Linked DNA regions of Mus musculus: region 1 is linked to region 2. The links are chromatin loops, found by intact Hi-C in ENCODE. Cell type or tissue: gastrocnemius. All regions are shown on one strand. Each heading gives the region's core, and the rest is flanking DNA. Links, peaks and the distances in the headings are about the cores only.

Region 1 (6,260 bases), core at 1-5,000, 940 kb before region 2:
AAATCCAAGCGATATATTGATAAGGCCTCTCTGTTGAACATAAGGTTGAACTGGAGATGAATGCCCCCAACGGAAGGCAAAAGTAGTGACACCCGAGTTACTGCCAACCCAAAGATGGTGACAGAATGGAAATGGGCCCCACAATAGTCCTTATCTAATGTAATCCAGAGTGAACTTTTAGTACCAACCTACCTCTCAGTGGAATATTATTACTCACTAGGAGGCCAAGGCAAGTGCAGAACTATTGCAACACAAATGCTGCCTGGCCAAAGCAAAAAAAAAAAAAAAAAAAAAAAAAAAAAAGAAAAGAAAAGAAAGAAAGAAAGAAAGAAAGAAGCTCAGCTTTGGATGGTCATCAGCAGAATTAACACATGCCCAGTTCTTTACCCTTAAGTTTACACGGAGATGGAAGATATAGGACACATTCAAAGTACTTACTATGCATATACAGCAAAATATTTTACGGGACCAGGTATGCCCTCTCCTCTCAGCTAGGTGAGCTCCCTTTGTCTCTAACAGTCCAAAAGAACGTGCAAAAATAATCATAAATGCTCTAGGAAGGGCAACAGAATGAACCAAAAGGACTCTTTCTGTTTCTCCTCCTCCTTACTCATCTTTCTTTCGTCTAACTAATAAGCCCCAACTCTACTCTTCTGACCCTATTTCTTTCAACTTTTTACTCCCTAAATCTACACCCCACCCCCACTCTCTTGTCCCTAGAACTTGCCAAGTTCATTCCAGTGAGTTTCTGCACAAGCTGTTCCCTAAACCTCCAAGAGTTCTCCCTTCATCTCTGCATGGCTGGCTCCTTTTCGTTTAAAGTTCTGTTTAAGCAGGAAGGTCTCCCTCCATTGCGTTCCAGGCACACACTCTAGCCTATCACTCATTTTTCTCCAGCATTCAATCAAGATCAGATTTGCTGACAATCAAAATCAGATTTGCTGATTTATCATTTCTGTCCTCACCTCCCACTCTGATAAACTCCTTGAGAGAGGACCCTTTTTGCTTGTGTTCACCTTTGTACACTCACTGTCTGAAACACTGGCTAGCACTTTAATAGCAGTTTGAATGAATTTTGGACTTGTCATTGAATGACAAACTAGGTTCCAAATGAATTAAAGTGAGACAGCTAGCAGTAACTCTTCTGCTATATTTCTGTAATAAACATCATTACTTGTACAATCAAGGCGTCAAGTCTTCTGTTTTATCGGGCCCTGATAAATGCGATGGGACTCTCTTCCCACCATCAGAACATCTGCTATGATAAGCCTAGTGATACTGCACAACAAATTCAGTTAAAGAGCAACACGTTTGCACTTTCTAGTCAAAGGACCCCTAAAATCTCGCACTCTTTCTTAACGCATAAAGTTTCTTAAAAGACAGTTCCATAATTAACAGAGAATTTCTTCTTTTAAAATGTATCAACACCAAAACAAGATTCATTAACACTTCACTCTGGAATCTCTGACAGCCTAGAAGAGGCACTACTTACTCATGATGGGGTGTTTGTTTGTTTGTTTGTTTTTTAAACAATATGAGAGAGTTCTTTCCAATCAGTCTTTCTTTTTTTTCAGACATTTCTATACCCATTATGCACTGTGTTTTGCTAAAAGCATAAGCACATATCACACTGTCTCTTCTACGACCACCTATACACAAGGCATCGGCTAAATAAGATAAAAAAATCAAGCTGATTGTAAGACATACAAATCGAGACAGGCATAAAAGAGCTATTGTCCAACTGTAGAAACAAAAACAGTAATATAGGGTTTTCTGTTCTCTGAAGTGCATCATGAAGTGTGGGTGGAGAGAAACACAGAAATCCAGAATTAGCCTAACATCAAATCATTTTTGGAAAGAGTTGACAACATGTAAATTCCTCACATATAAAGTATTTAGAGCGAGAGACCTTGATTCCTGGGCTATGAAGCCACTTATGATGCCTTGGAAGAGCTCTGGAATTCTAGTATTCATAAAAGAAAATGTTCATTATAATCGGGAGCCAGGCGGCGTTGTGAGGTACTCCCCAATGTGACACAGACCATAACTGAAGTACTACAAAGCTTGCAGTTAGGAGCTGGGATAGAGGCTGAACACCAAATTCAAAAGAGGTAGCTGAGGTACTAAGTGCCACAAAGGGGAGAGGGTGTCCACGACTGCCACTTAACCACAGAGAATTAAAGTATGAAACAGAGGTGTGTATGAGGGGAGATAAGAGATGGGGATGGAAAAAACAATACATTTGTCATCCCGTCCCACTTCCTAAACAGGATATAGGCAAACCCTCCAGCCCCATTACCTCAGGCACAGATGGTTATCGTTTATAGCAAAGGTGCACTGAAAGGCCTTCAGGTCTGAGCCCCTTAATTCCAGAGCTGTTAACGATTACAGAAAAGGATGGGGGTGGGGAGAAAAATCAGGGAGGGAGCTGCAGATTCACCCACCACCTCCCCCTTGGGCTCCTACCTCACGGCTCTTACCCTGGACTTTCAGCTCAGAGTCTGCAGACCCTCCCCGGGGATCTACAGCCCCAGGTCCCCAGGCCCGGGATTGAGGGGTGCTGGCGATGGACAGGCAGGGACAGTAGGTAAGTTTTCGGAGCCTTGCGCTTGACAAGCCACAGGCTCCCCTCACAGCCTCTTCTTCCAGAGGGACCAGTCCAGACAAGGCGCTGATATGCACTCCTCCCTTTCCACCACCACCCCCTTTCTCGAAGGAACCGAACCCCCGCCCCTTCATCTCTCAACGCTCCCCCCTTTTCCTCAACTCCCCCCCTCCAAACTCACAGCTGCTCCAGAGGTTCCTCCAGTCAAACCCTTTCTGGAAACGACGGCGGCCCGGCGGGTCCAAACTACCTACCATCCCCGCTTGCGTTTCCAGGCTCCCTACCCCCGCCGCCGCCGCCTTTTCTGCCACCGCGGCCGCCGCCTCCTCCTCATCTGCAGCCCACCGGCGGCGGCCGCCCCGAAGCCCCGCCCCCTCCATTGCCTCCTGCATCATCACTTCCGGTAACCCCGCCGGCCGCTGGCTCGAGGAGGGAGAGAATGGGAGAGGGGCGGGGACAGGAACGAGGAGGGTGACGTCACGACGTACGCGAGGACGTCCGAAGCCGTCTCCAAGTAAGGGCAAGGCGGGGAGCGGCGGAGGGTGGGCTAGGAGCTGGGCCAGGCCATTTTCTGACTAGAAATGGGGCAAGGGGATAACGAAAGGGTGAAAGGGAAGGCTGGAGGAGAGGGAGGTTAGCTCAGTTGTTGAGTGCGGCGGGGAGTCGGCTAAATCTGGAAGTTTCAGGAGGTTTGAGACGACCTCTAACCTGGGCCTCATGCTAACACAGCGGTCCGCCCGGTGGTTTGGCCCGGCCTGGCCTACTGGACCTGCTGGATACAGCCCGGTGTGGCCAAGGCTCGGCAGAGCTCCTGGCACCGCCTCTTCCCAGCCGGCTCCTGTGGGTGGGGAAAAGCAGGAGTGACGCTGAGTGAGTGTAAGGATGGAGACGCCGGCTCCAGTCGCGGGGGACTGGGGAAAGGGGTTGGCTTCCCAGGGCCAGGGATGAGATGCCGGTGTGGGGTTGCTAGGAGACGCGCCTGTATGACCCCAGCCTCGCGAGGGCGACTGGTGTCATCGCTGCTGGCCTCGGGAGACCTGCCTAAGGGAACTGGCACGTGGGAGAGATCCTGCCTGGGACCCTTCAGACTTTTCGATTATAAATGGAAGGCGACGGGGCAGTTGTAGGAGGCTGGAGAGGTGCTGGCCTTGAGAAAGGCCACCCAAACGATCCCGGATGTAGGAATCAGACTTCAGGTGATGATGAAGGCTAGTTTCATTACTAAGATGAGCAAATGACAAAATGAAGGAAGTCTTGTTTCTGAACTTTTCATTAATAAGTAAATGAATGCAGAGAATAGCAGCTGCCCCAGAAGCTGAATGGTGTGGTGAGAAGGCCTCTTCCAGGTTTAAGAGGAAAAGAGAATGGGAGAAGGAACTGCCTTGTGGGTAACATTTTAAACAAAAGGCAGACGAGAAAGAAGTCTTGGAGTTGCAGAAATAGCAAGGTTTTGGCCTTTGTATTACTTCCCTGAAGTGTAATGAATGACCAAACCTTAATTTACATTTAAAAAAATTGCTGCTGGATAAAAGAAGGTAGTTAAAGGGCTGTTGCTAAGGCCATGAGAGATGACAGTGGTGGAAACATGGAAATTAAGAGAATTGATTCATAATGTATTTGGGAGCTTGAGCATTCCAGACTGAATGCTGAACTGGATACGAAATGTATGGGAGAATGTGAAACCAAAGATGTTTCTCTAGAGAAAACAGTTTGGGAAGGAATCTCCTATGCTCTCTGGAACGTATGTCCAGAGTCATTTTACAGCCCATGAAGATGTCCAGAAATGAGACGGACAAGCTGGAAGACAAGTCATGGTTGGAGATAATAAATGTGGGGTTTATTCCTAGACCCTGGAATAGGTAGTAGATGAGAAAGAGCCCCAAATTCTTTAGATCTCACATTTAGAGACCACCAAGAAGGGTACAAGCCAGTAGGAAGCTCAATAAGAACACCTCAAAAATAAGGAGTCCCCCTTAATATCGTTAAACAATAGTATCCACCCTCACAATCAGTGAGAGTCACCTTTTGAGGGCCTCAAATCTCTTCCTGCTCTCCCAGCTGTCAAAGCTTTTGGACTTGGTGTACAAGAATGTGTGTGCACTCCTGATTTCCTTGATAAATGTTGGTTTACATGAGCCCATTGGGATCTATTTTGTCATATCTTCGTAGGAACACCTTATACGATACCAGCCCTGGAATTCTTGTTTGGTTTGTTGTGTGATTGTGCATGTTTTCTTTCTCATGTGTTATAGACCGAGCTAGCCTCAAACTCAAGAGATCCACCTGTCTCTGCCTCCCTGTCTGGAGGGCTGGAATTAAAAGGTGTGCACGACCACACCCATCTCAGCCTTGGAATTCTTACAAAAGGAGTTTTGTCCCTGCTGCTACCGATGCCACTCACATAGTGAATCTCAATGAAAAGGGTATCTGAAGGGCTGGGTTTCATTCTTGGATCTGCTGGGTGGCCTTGGAAAAGGTCCTGTTCTTCGAATTGATAGGGTTGGCCTAGATTAAAAGTTGCAAGCTGGCAAGACAGATAATGCCTGCAAGCATAGTGTTCAGCCCGCAGCATGATTTAAATTCTTCTTTCTTAGACTATGCTTGCCAGTTTTTAAAAATTGAACATCAGAATCCAGATTTTTGGCTTCATTAGGAAAATCGGACAGTCTGGCAACACCAGTCTGAGGTTCCTAGAATCCTACACAGCTGAAACTGCAGAGTTGCTTATCCTTTGTTTGTGGCTTATGCCCCAAGTGAGCCATAAGCATCTCCCCTCACACCCACTCCCAAGCTGACATTTGATTTGTAATTGACCTGAGAACCTTGCTGTCTGTATGTAGCTACTTAACACATGTGACTAAGTTTAAATAACAGTTCTTAGACACATATTCCAGATGTTCAGTAGCTGCATGTGGCTGGTCTCTGCCCTGTTGGGTAAATCAGACAGAAGAGTTTTACCATAAACTGTTCTTTTGTTCAATGTTGGATTGAAACACTGAAAAAAAAAAAATTAAGGCCTCTCTGAGTGCCAATCATTCCTCACTCGTAAAGCCAGACAATCATTGTTTCTGCTCTTGGGACAGGCTAGTGAGGAGCCATTTGGACTGATAAATAAAATTCCTCAGTTGGTAACTAGAGAGTCCTTGGAGAATGTTCTAAAAACAGGTCCCTGGTGCAAAATGCTGTTGTCTTTCAAATAGTTGGCTGTAAAGTCAAATGCAAGAGATCTCCAGCTGTGACCAGTGTTGTCACCAAAACCTTGTTTGTTTTTGTTCTTCTGAAACAAAAGTGTTTCTCTTTGTAGCCATGACTGTCCTAGAATTTGATCTGTAAAAATCTGGCCTTGAACTCCCCAGAGCTGGGAATAAAGGTGTGGCAGGACACACCCAATGTCCACCTAAGACTTTGTGCAACTTTCTAATCTAGTTTCTTACAAGATGTCACAAAGGAGGAATTTAGTGTGTGGGCTCTCTGACTTTCCTACTTGCTCTGAAGGGGCGAAGATTCTTGCTGGAGAATTGTCGTCTCTACCATTGGCTTGTTCCCAGTTTCTCCCTTATATCTGTCACACACCTGACTTTGGATAACTGGTTTTGAGCATCTCTGGCTAACTTTTGTAGGCAAGAGGATTTCTGTAAGTTGTATTCAAAGTTTC
Region 2 (7,924 bases), core at 1,533-6,532:
CCAATTCCTCCCTCTCCTACCCAAGTCAGCATATCAAAATAGGAGAGAGCCAGGTGTGGGAATCTGCACTTTGGAGGCTGAGACAGGAGGATCATGCGCTCAAGATCAGCTTGAGCTACCTAGAGAGTTTGAAGCCAGTCTGGTCTTACATAGTAAGATCCTGCCTCAAAAGAGAGAACTTGAAAACTGGCAAGATAGTTCAATGGGTAAAGGTGCCACCACCAAGCCTGATCTTAGGGAAGTTCAATCTCTGAGACCCACATGGTAGAAGGGAAGAACTGACTCCCCAAGGATGTCCTGCGTGGTTCACACATGCGCCATGGCAAATATACACCCACACGCATGAACACATACACGAAACACATGAATGAAACGTCATTTAAGAGAGACTGAGAAGCCGGGCACTGGTGGTGCACGCCTTTAATCCCAGCACTCGGGAGGCAGAGACAGGTGAATCTCTGAGTTCGAGGCCAGCCTGGTCTACAAAGTGAGTTCCAGGACAGCCAGGGCTACACAGAGAAACCCTGTCTCAAAAAACCAAAGAAAAAAAAAGAGAGAGAGAGACTGAGAAGCCAGTGGTGGGGCACACCTTTGATCCCAGCACTTGGGAAGCAGAGGCAGATGGATTTTCTGAGTTCGAGGCCAGCCTGGTCTACAGAGTGAGTTCCAGAACAGCCAGGGCTGCACAGAGAAACCCTGTCTCGAAAAACCAAAGAGAGAGAGAGAGAGAGAGAGAGAGAGAGAGAGAGAGAGAGAGAGAGAGAGAGAGAAAGAGAGAGAACAGAAACACCTTGAGCCTTCTCAGATTTGCTTGCATTCTTCAGACCATCATCACTACTTAGTACCATCTTACCATGACATATCTCCTAGCTAACAGGCCCCCAGCAAATGCTGCCAACTGAAGGGAATCCAGTGACCTTTTTAAAGGGACCCCTAGCAAGGCAAGACACGCCCCCAGTGGATGCATCCCTGAGCCCCTCTCACCTGCCCCCTCCCACAGCTGCAGTGATGGAGTACCTGCACCTGGCACTGAGACCCATCTGCACCATCCCCCCACTACTCACCCGCAGTGAGGTAAGAGGGGTGCTGAGGGGTGGGGGAATCCCAGCCCTACACCGTTCTCCTCCTCTCCACCATTGCTGAACACCTCTGTCACAAGATTCTTCTCTGCAGTCTCAGAACCTTCCATGTAGACCCGAAACTACAGCCCGCTCCTTTCTAATGCTCCCGACCAACTAAGTTTTTGCTCAGACGGTGTTACGTACTGAAAATTGGACCGCTCCAAATTCCTATTCACAGCTGTCATTCCAGCTATAGGCAGCTTATCTTCTAGCCAGACCTGAGATCCCAAAGACGACACTCTTTTGAACCCAAACTCTGAATATACATATACATGTACATATATATACATACATATGTATGTACACACACACACACACTCACACAAATTCCCAGTGGCCCTAGACTCATCACTCATGTTTTTCACATGCTTAGTACATGTTTATTTAACAATAAGTATGTATTTGATGCCTTCTTTGTACAGAATATCAAAACCCTTCTCATAGTTATGGCGCATAGTTTGGGAGTGTTGTCTTGTTTTTCGAGACAAGTCTCACACTAGGTAGCTCTGGATATTCTGGAATTCACTGTGTAGAGCTGGCCTCGGACTCACAGAGATCCACCTGCCTCTTCCTCCTGAGCGCTGGGATAAAATGTGTGCACCACTGCACCAGCTGATGTCTGAGTAGTTTTATATTTGCTTAGCACGAACCATCCAAAAAGAGGACATTTTGGTGCTGGAGAGAGGACTCATCAGTTTAGAGCCCTCACTGCTCTTCAGACGACCCAGTTTGATTCCCAGCATCCACATGGTGGCTCACAACCATCCATTGCTCCAGTCCAAGGGATCTGACGCCCTCTTCTGGCATGCACCTGGTGCGCATACATGCATTCCGGCAGGGCATATAAAATAAATAAATCTAAGAGCTTCTTTTGGTTGTTTGTACAAAGAAGGTCTCTTAAGTAGACACTAAGAGTAAGACAGCAGATGTAATTTAGGGCCTCTCTCATTTGATTCTCCTTAGTGTTAAATTAGGAAGGGCAAAAGATTATGCTCTTCAGCTTATGATGAAAAACCGGAAGCTTGTCTAAGATCACGCCACATGGGGATTGGCTTCAGGATGCTAAGTTCAGGGCCCCTTACGCTGAAAGGAAGAGAGGGCATGGAGAATATTTCCGGGAAGCCACTGCCTACATCTTCCCCAGACTGATGGAGGCTAGTGACAGTCCTTTGGTGTCATGTGATAGTCACTACCACTGGAAACTATTACCCTGTGCTTGTTCAGAGGAGGAAATCAGAGACACCGTGAAGCTACCTACACAAGATCACTCACTTACAGGGCACTGGTGGAATTTGAACCCAGACCTAAAGCCTCACCACTGTCTTATAAAACACCAGAAACCAACAAGGTAAACAGCTGTCAGGAGTGCTGAGGAACTGTAGTCAGGCATTGACTTGGCTAATGCCTGACTTCCTCTTGTCTAAAGTGTGGGTTTGCGGGTTAACTCGTTGGTTCTAGGGCAAAGGATCTGGGGCAGTTTGGGGGCGACAGGTCAGTTGCCGTCTGCTGGCCAGTCTGTGAGACACCAATCAGCTCTTTAGCATTTAAAAACCTTTCATTCCTTAAGCACCTACTATGTGCCAGGCACTTCACTGAGCACTAGAGGTGAGAAAGACTTGGTGCTTACCCCAGGAAGTCCACAATCCAAAGAGGAAAATGTTCTAGAAACCAGGCAATCCAACTGGGTGATAAGAGCTACCCCGAGATATGAGGAGGAATTTTCCAGCATGCAGGAGAGCCACCTACGCCCTGAGGTCACAGTTAAACCGGACCTCTGTGAGCACTGTGCTAGGACCTGCTTGCCTACCTCACAGCTATGTCTCCCTGCAAGAGGAGCTTGGTTGACTTTAGAATATTTACTAACCTGCATTCCTCCAAGCCCTGAACGTAGTATCTGGGGCAAAACAGACAAGAATTGGTCTGTTTCCCTCACTGGGGTCTTCAGACCAGGGCTTAGCCCCAAAGCCCTGTCTGCACCATGAGAGAACCACATAACCAATGTCTAGCTGGAGAATAACAAGCCAGGCAGGAGAGCACCTCCAGACCCCAGCATGACCAAGAATATGGCCACTTTCTAAAGTGGATCTCCTATGTGACCCTAGGCAAGTCACTTAAGCTCTGTTCTTCAATTTCCAATTATGCAAAGAGAAAATCGTGCCATCACCGAGGACAGAAGTGTATAAAGGGCCCACAGCAAGTGCAGTGGGAGTTCTATCATCTATGGTTGTCATTTATCACCTTGGAAGCAGGTGGTCCTCAGCCAACCGGCAGCTGGGGATGTAGCTCAGACTTAAAGAGGAATCACTTGTTCGTAATTGAATCCCTCCCTTAGAGTCACTTAGTTAACCAGCTGAGAGGACAGGAAGGTTCTTCTGGAGGCCCCGCCCACTACAATTGGTCTGGAGCTGGCAACAGGAAGCCGACATCCTCCTTTGGAAATGTTTATCTGGAGAACCGCACCCCACTACAGGCTGTGGAAACCTTCAGTCTGCCCTGGTATTCAAGGATGCATCTAAGGGTCTCCAGGGGTCTAGAACGGCGCTAGGCTGGGAAAAGAAGGAGAAAAGAGGAACGAAACAGGGTGAGAATTTAGCAGAGCCTGAGGGTGAGATACCGAAAGGTCATCGAGGAGGCTGCGCCCTCCAAGAAAAAGATCTCAGAAAGGAAGCCTCCCCCTCAGGAAGGCATCAGGAACCAGACGCAGCAGCTGGTCTTTAAACCCCAGTGTGACGGAAAGGCAGTCTGCCCTTTCCTTATCCTTTTGGTCAACAAGGCACAGGATGCTCTCCCACTAGCCCAGCCCTCTGCTGCTCCGCCTCTCCCATAGGTGCTCAGCGTGGCCGTGACGCACACTTTCCAGATTGCCAAGGCCCGCACTCAACTTGGTTATGCGCCGGACAAGTTCAGCTTCGCCGACGCAGTGGAGCGATATGTGCAGGCCACGACCCCGCAGCCCCGCTGTTGCATCGTGCTGACGCTCCTGCGGCTGCTGCTCATGCTGCTGCTACTGTTCGCCCTGCTCGGCCTGGCCCTGTACTTCCTAGGGCTGCAGCCTTTGCAGGCGGTGGTGGAAAGGCTCTGAGCCCGACCACGACCACGACCACGACCTCGCCCACGTAGTAGCTCGCTATCTTTCTACCTGGCTTGACCTCCCGGTTTAGGCCCGCCCCTGCCTCTTGACTCCGCCCCGATTCCTGGCCACGCCTCTGCTTCGCTCTCTTGGCTTCTATTCGTCTGCACATTTGGGTTTCCCGGCTCTTGGCTCCTTGATCCTGTGTGTTACTCTTTTCCCGAGGCTAGGCGAGGCGGTTGATGAGGTCCCAGCCTCAGCCTGCTTCCCCTTCCCAGCCATTTCCAGTCCTACCCAGTCTAGCCCTCTCCTTCCTATTCTTCCAGATTCTTCCCTGATCTGACTTCACCCCTTTCTGCCTCCATCTCTACGCTGAAACCCCAGTGAGGTCGCTTCTGTTGGGATAAGCCTTAGCCCTGCCTTCACGGTTGGTCTAAATGCGTGAGTTCTGGTTGGTGGAGTCTGTGGAATTGGACCTGTCTTCTGCCTCCTTCAAGGACCTTCTCCCTGCCACGGCTTCTTTGAGTTTATCCTGACACCTATCTATGTGTTGACTAGCTGGGAAAGGATACCCAAGCCCAACTTAGTAACTTTTGGTTCTCATTTAACGAGTGGAACCGACTAAGCACAGTAAAACGTTTCAGGTCCAGAGGACGCAATGGAGAAAAAAAGTTTGTAAAAGAAATTTGAGGGCTGGAGAGATGGTTCAGCGGTTCAGCGGTTGAGAGCACTGACTACTCTTCCAAATATCCTGAGTTCAAATCCCAGCAACTACATGGTGGCTCACAACCATCTGCACAGCTAGAGTGTACTCATATATACATAAAATAAACAAATCTTTAAAAAAAAAGAAATTTGAATGTCTCATTTAAAAAGTACCAATATAACAGACAAAATAAGAGTTTGGCTGATCATATTTTATGTTTGTGTGTATTTGTATGTGGTATCAGAGGATGTCATTCCTGAAGCTGTCTTACCTTATTTTTCCAGACTGGTTTAGAGTTTAGAATTTGGAATGGGTAGGGTAGGCAAGAAGCCTTAGGGATCCACCTGCCTCTGACTTCTCAGCTCTGGGGTTACAAGTATATGCCACCTCACCCAGCATTTTATGCGGGCACTATAAATGGAAGTCAAGTCCCCATCCTTGTGTGACAGGCACTTTGCCCACTGAGCCACTTCCCAGCCTCCATATTTTAGTATCATTTGTATCTCTTGATGAGTAGTGCTCCTCACCATCATCTTTAAGACTTTGAGTCCACAGATCTGCTCTCAACAGAGACTGTACCTCCCTGCCATTGTGATGTGGACTGTGGATCCCAAAAATAACAGTGTGTAAGCAGATCCACGGGTATCTATCATCTGGTACGCACGTGGCGTTAACTGAATAAACACCACGGACCCTAGCAGAGAACAAAGTAACTACCAGGCTGCAGTGGAGGAAAGAGAAGGTATGAGTCAACCTTCATAGGTGGTGTGGTGTTCCTCATAGCACGTGTCCCGGTCAGGCAAATTAGAAAAACTGTGTAGGAGTTTTAAAATACAGTAGTTAGAATTTTGTGCGTGTGTCTACTTTTTAAAAAGACTTATTTATTTGTATAAGTACACTGTAGCTGTCTTCAGACACACCAGAGGAGGGCATTGAATCCCACATGACAGGATGGTTATGAACCACCCTGTGGTTGCTGGGAGTTGATTGAACTCAGGACCTCTGGAATGGCAGTTTGTGCTCTTAACCCCTGAGCCATCTCTCCAGTGTCTACTTGGTTCTTTGTTTCTTTGTTTGTTTTTGTTTTAAAGACCAGTGGTAATCATTTCTATCTGTTTAGTGCCCAACGCTGGCAGGAGCTTGCATTTGTATAGCCTTATTCCATTATTAGAGCCACACTTACAGTAGGGTTTGTTACCGTCAATGTAAAGATAAGGAATTGGAGGCCATCACTAACTTGAAATATCAGAAGGTGAGGGCTTCTGCTCTGTAGCTGAGATCATTTGGAAGAACTTCCCAAGGTCCAGTGGGAAATGTAACACATGGTTTATGTCTATTGCAGCCTAATTCTGTTCCAGGGTTTGGGGTTGAACTCTGGGCTCTACTTCCTTATCCCATACCTACAAATCTCAGGCTGTCCGAGGTTGGCCATCATACTTCCTTCTCCTGATGCTATGATGAAATACTTGGGCGAGCTGGGTAGTGACTTTTATTCTAGCACTTGGAGGCAAAGGTAAGCAGATCTCTGAGTTCAAGGCCAGCCTGGTCTACAGAGTGAGGTGCAGGACCACCAAGGCTACAACAGAGAAACCCTGTTTGGGAAAAACAAACAAAACCCTGACACTAGCAACTTAAGAAAGGGTTTATCTTGCCTCATAGTTCATACGTCCATTGTGTGAGCAAAGTTAGCGTCTGGAACATGAAGCAGCTGGTCACATTGTGTCTGTAGTCAGAAAGAAAAGAGACTGTCATGTTTACCCAAGTTCTGAGATGGTACTGCCCACTATTAGAATGGGTTCCCACCTCAACCTCCTGGAGGAGCTCTGTCACATAATCCATCAACAGGCCTAGAGACTACCTTAATCTAACCTAACCCCTGACAGGTGTGCCTGCCAGTGCTTGCAGATCCTGTCTAATTGACCATCAACTCTAACCTTCACAACTGGCAGTTGAACTTCCTTCACTGATAAATTTTTATCATCCAAATGCCCCCCCCCTTCTCTAAACTCCCTCTTTCAACCTTCTCTTCCTGAGAAATATGTTTTTAGGGCAGCCTTACATGTTCACATTATTGTCTAGCCAAGAATCAATTTACTTATTTTCTGGGTTTCTCCGTCTCTTCCCCCTCAAAGCAACAAGACTAAGGCCTGAGCACTACGTAGCAGCATAGATCGCCAGCTCAAGAATTCTTCTGTCCTCTCTTTATCGGGTGGGAAAGGATACGGTACCCCCACCCAACACACAAATCCCTGAAGGATTCCGATGCTACCCTAATTACCAGCCCCTGTGAGATTCACACAGGAAGGGTTGGCTCATTTAAAGAAACTAAAGGAGGAAGCATTGATGCAGATGCAGAAGAAAGGCCACTATAAACCAATGACATAGTTTATCCGAATAGGGCAACCAGTGAGACTGGTTTATAAGCGTTCTATTAAAAGCCATCTCCAACTGTGGACCAATGCTAGCCAGCTAAGAGATTTTCAAAGTCACTTTATGTCTTCCCAAGCTGAGGATGGTGCTTGCCACCAAACCTGATGAATGTCCTGTATTCAATTCCTAGGATCTACAATCCCACACTGTAGAAGGAGAGAACAGACTCTTGCAAATTGTTCTCTGACCTCCACACAGACACGGTTGGAGGTGGAAGTCTATCTTCTCTAAGGTTAAGGGTGTGGCTCAGGGGAGGAGTGCTATCCGAGGATGCCCTGAGTTCTACTTTCAGCAGCAGTGACGAAAGGAGAGGGGGGAGGAGAGAGGGGGGGAGAAGAGAGAGAGAGAGAGAGAGATCAAGCGAGAGCGGACCTATGTAAGTCTTCCACTATCATTCCGCTTATTTGCCCCTCTTCAGAATAAAAATGTGTAGTGAGCTGTCCACCCTTCTTTCACCCTTTTAAAAAAACAAAAAAACAAAAGCAAAAACAAAAACAAGGCAGGGTTTTCCTGTGTAGATCTGGCTGTCATGGAGTCAAGTGTAATTGATGAAATAATAGTGTCTCTGAATCCTGACCTGTCTTGCTCACTCCTGAA

The links. Hi-C counts contacts between places; a loop is a spot of excess contacts. Peaks named below come from ENCODE experiments on the same cell type or tissue, not always from the same donor. Only the 100,000 strongest peaks of a DNase experiment are listed, where the experiment ranks them.
Region 1: it touches region 2 in a loop (5-fold over the local background); 2 of 42 quality-filtered maps call a loop at or near these places.

Annotation. Positions count from the first base shown.
Region 1 is chr7:119,892,772-119,899,031 of GRCm38, forward strand. It overlaps Dcun1d3 (DCN1, defective in cullin neddylation 1, domain containing 3 (S. cerevisiae)), which reads right to left and starts at 2,974. Exons shown (of 3, transcript NM_001163703.1): 1 at 2,787-2,974. It overlaps Lyrm1 (LYR motif containing 1), which reads left to right and starts at 3,090. Exons shown (of 4, transcript NM_001285959.1): 1 at 3,090-3,119. In gastrocnemius, for the core only: no CTCF peak of the experiment used is centred there; DNase peaks (open chromatin) are centred at 2,564, 3,040 and 3,386; H3K4me3 peaks cover 3,904 bases; H3K27ac peaks cover 4,887 bases.
Region 2 is chr7:120,826,991-120,834,914 of GRCm38, forward strand. It overlaps Gm5737 (predicted gene 5737), which reads left to right. Exons shown (of 12, transcript NM_001370881.1): 11 at 1,001-1,074; 12 at 3,949-4,834. The coding sequence ends at 4,203. Among named protein-coding and RNA genes, the nearest start is that of n-TLtag1, 4.6 kb to the right of the region's middle. In gastrocnemius, for the core only: no CTCF peak of the experiment used is centred there; DNase peaks (open chromatin) are centred at 3,562, 4,017 and 4,255; H3K4me3 peaks cover 1,682 bases; H3K27ac peaks cover 2,070 bases.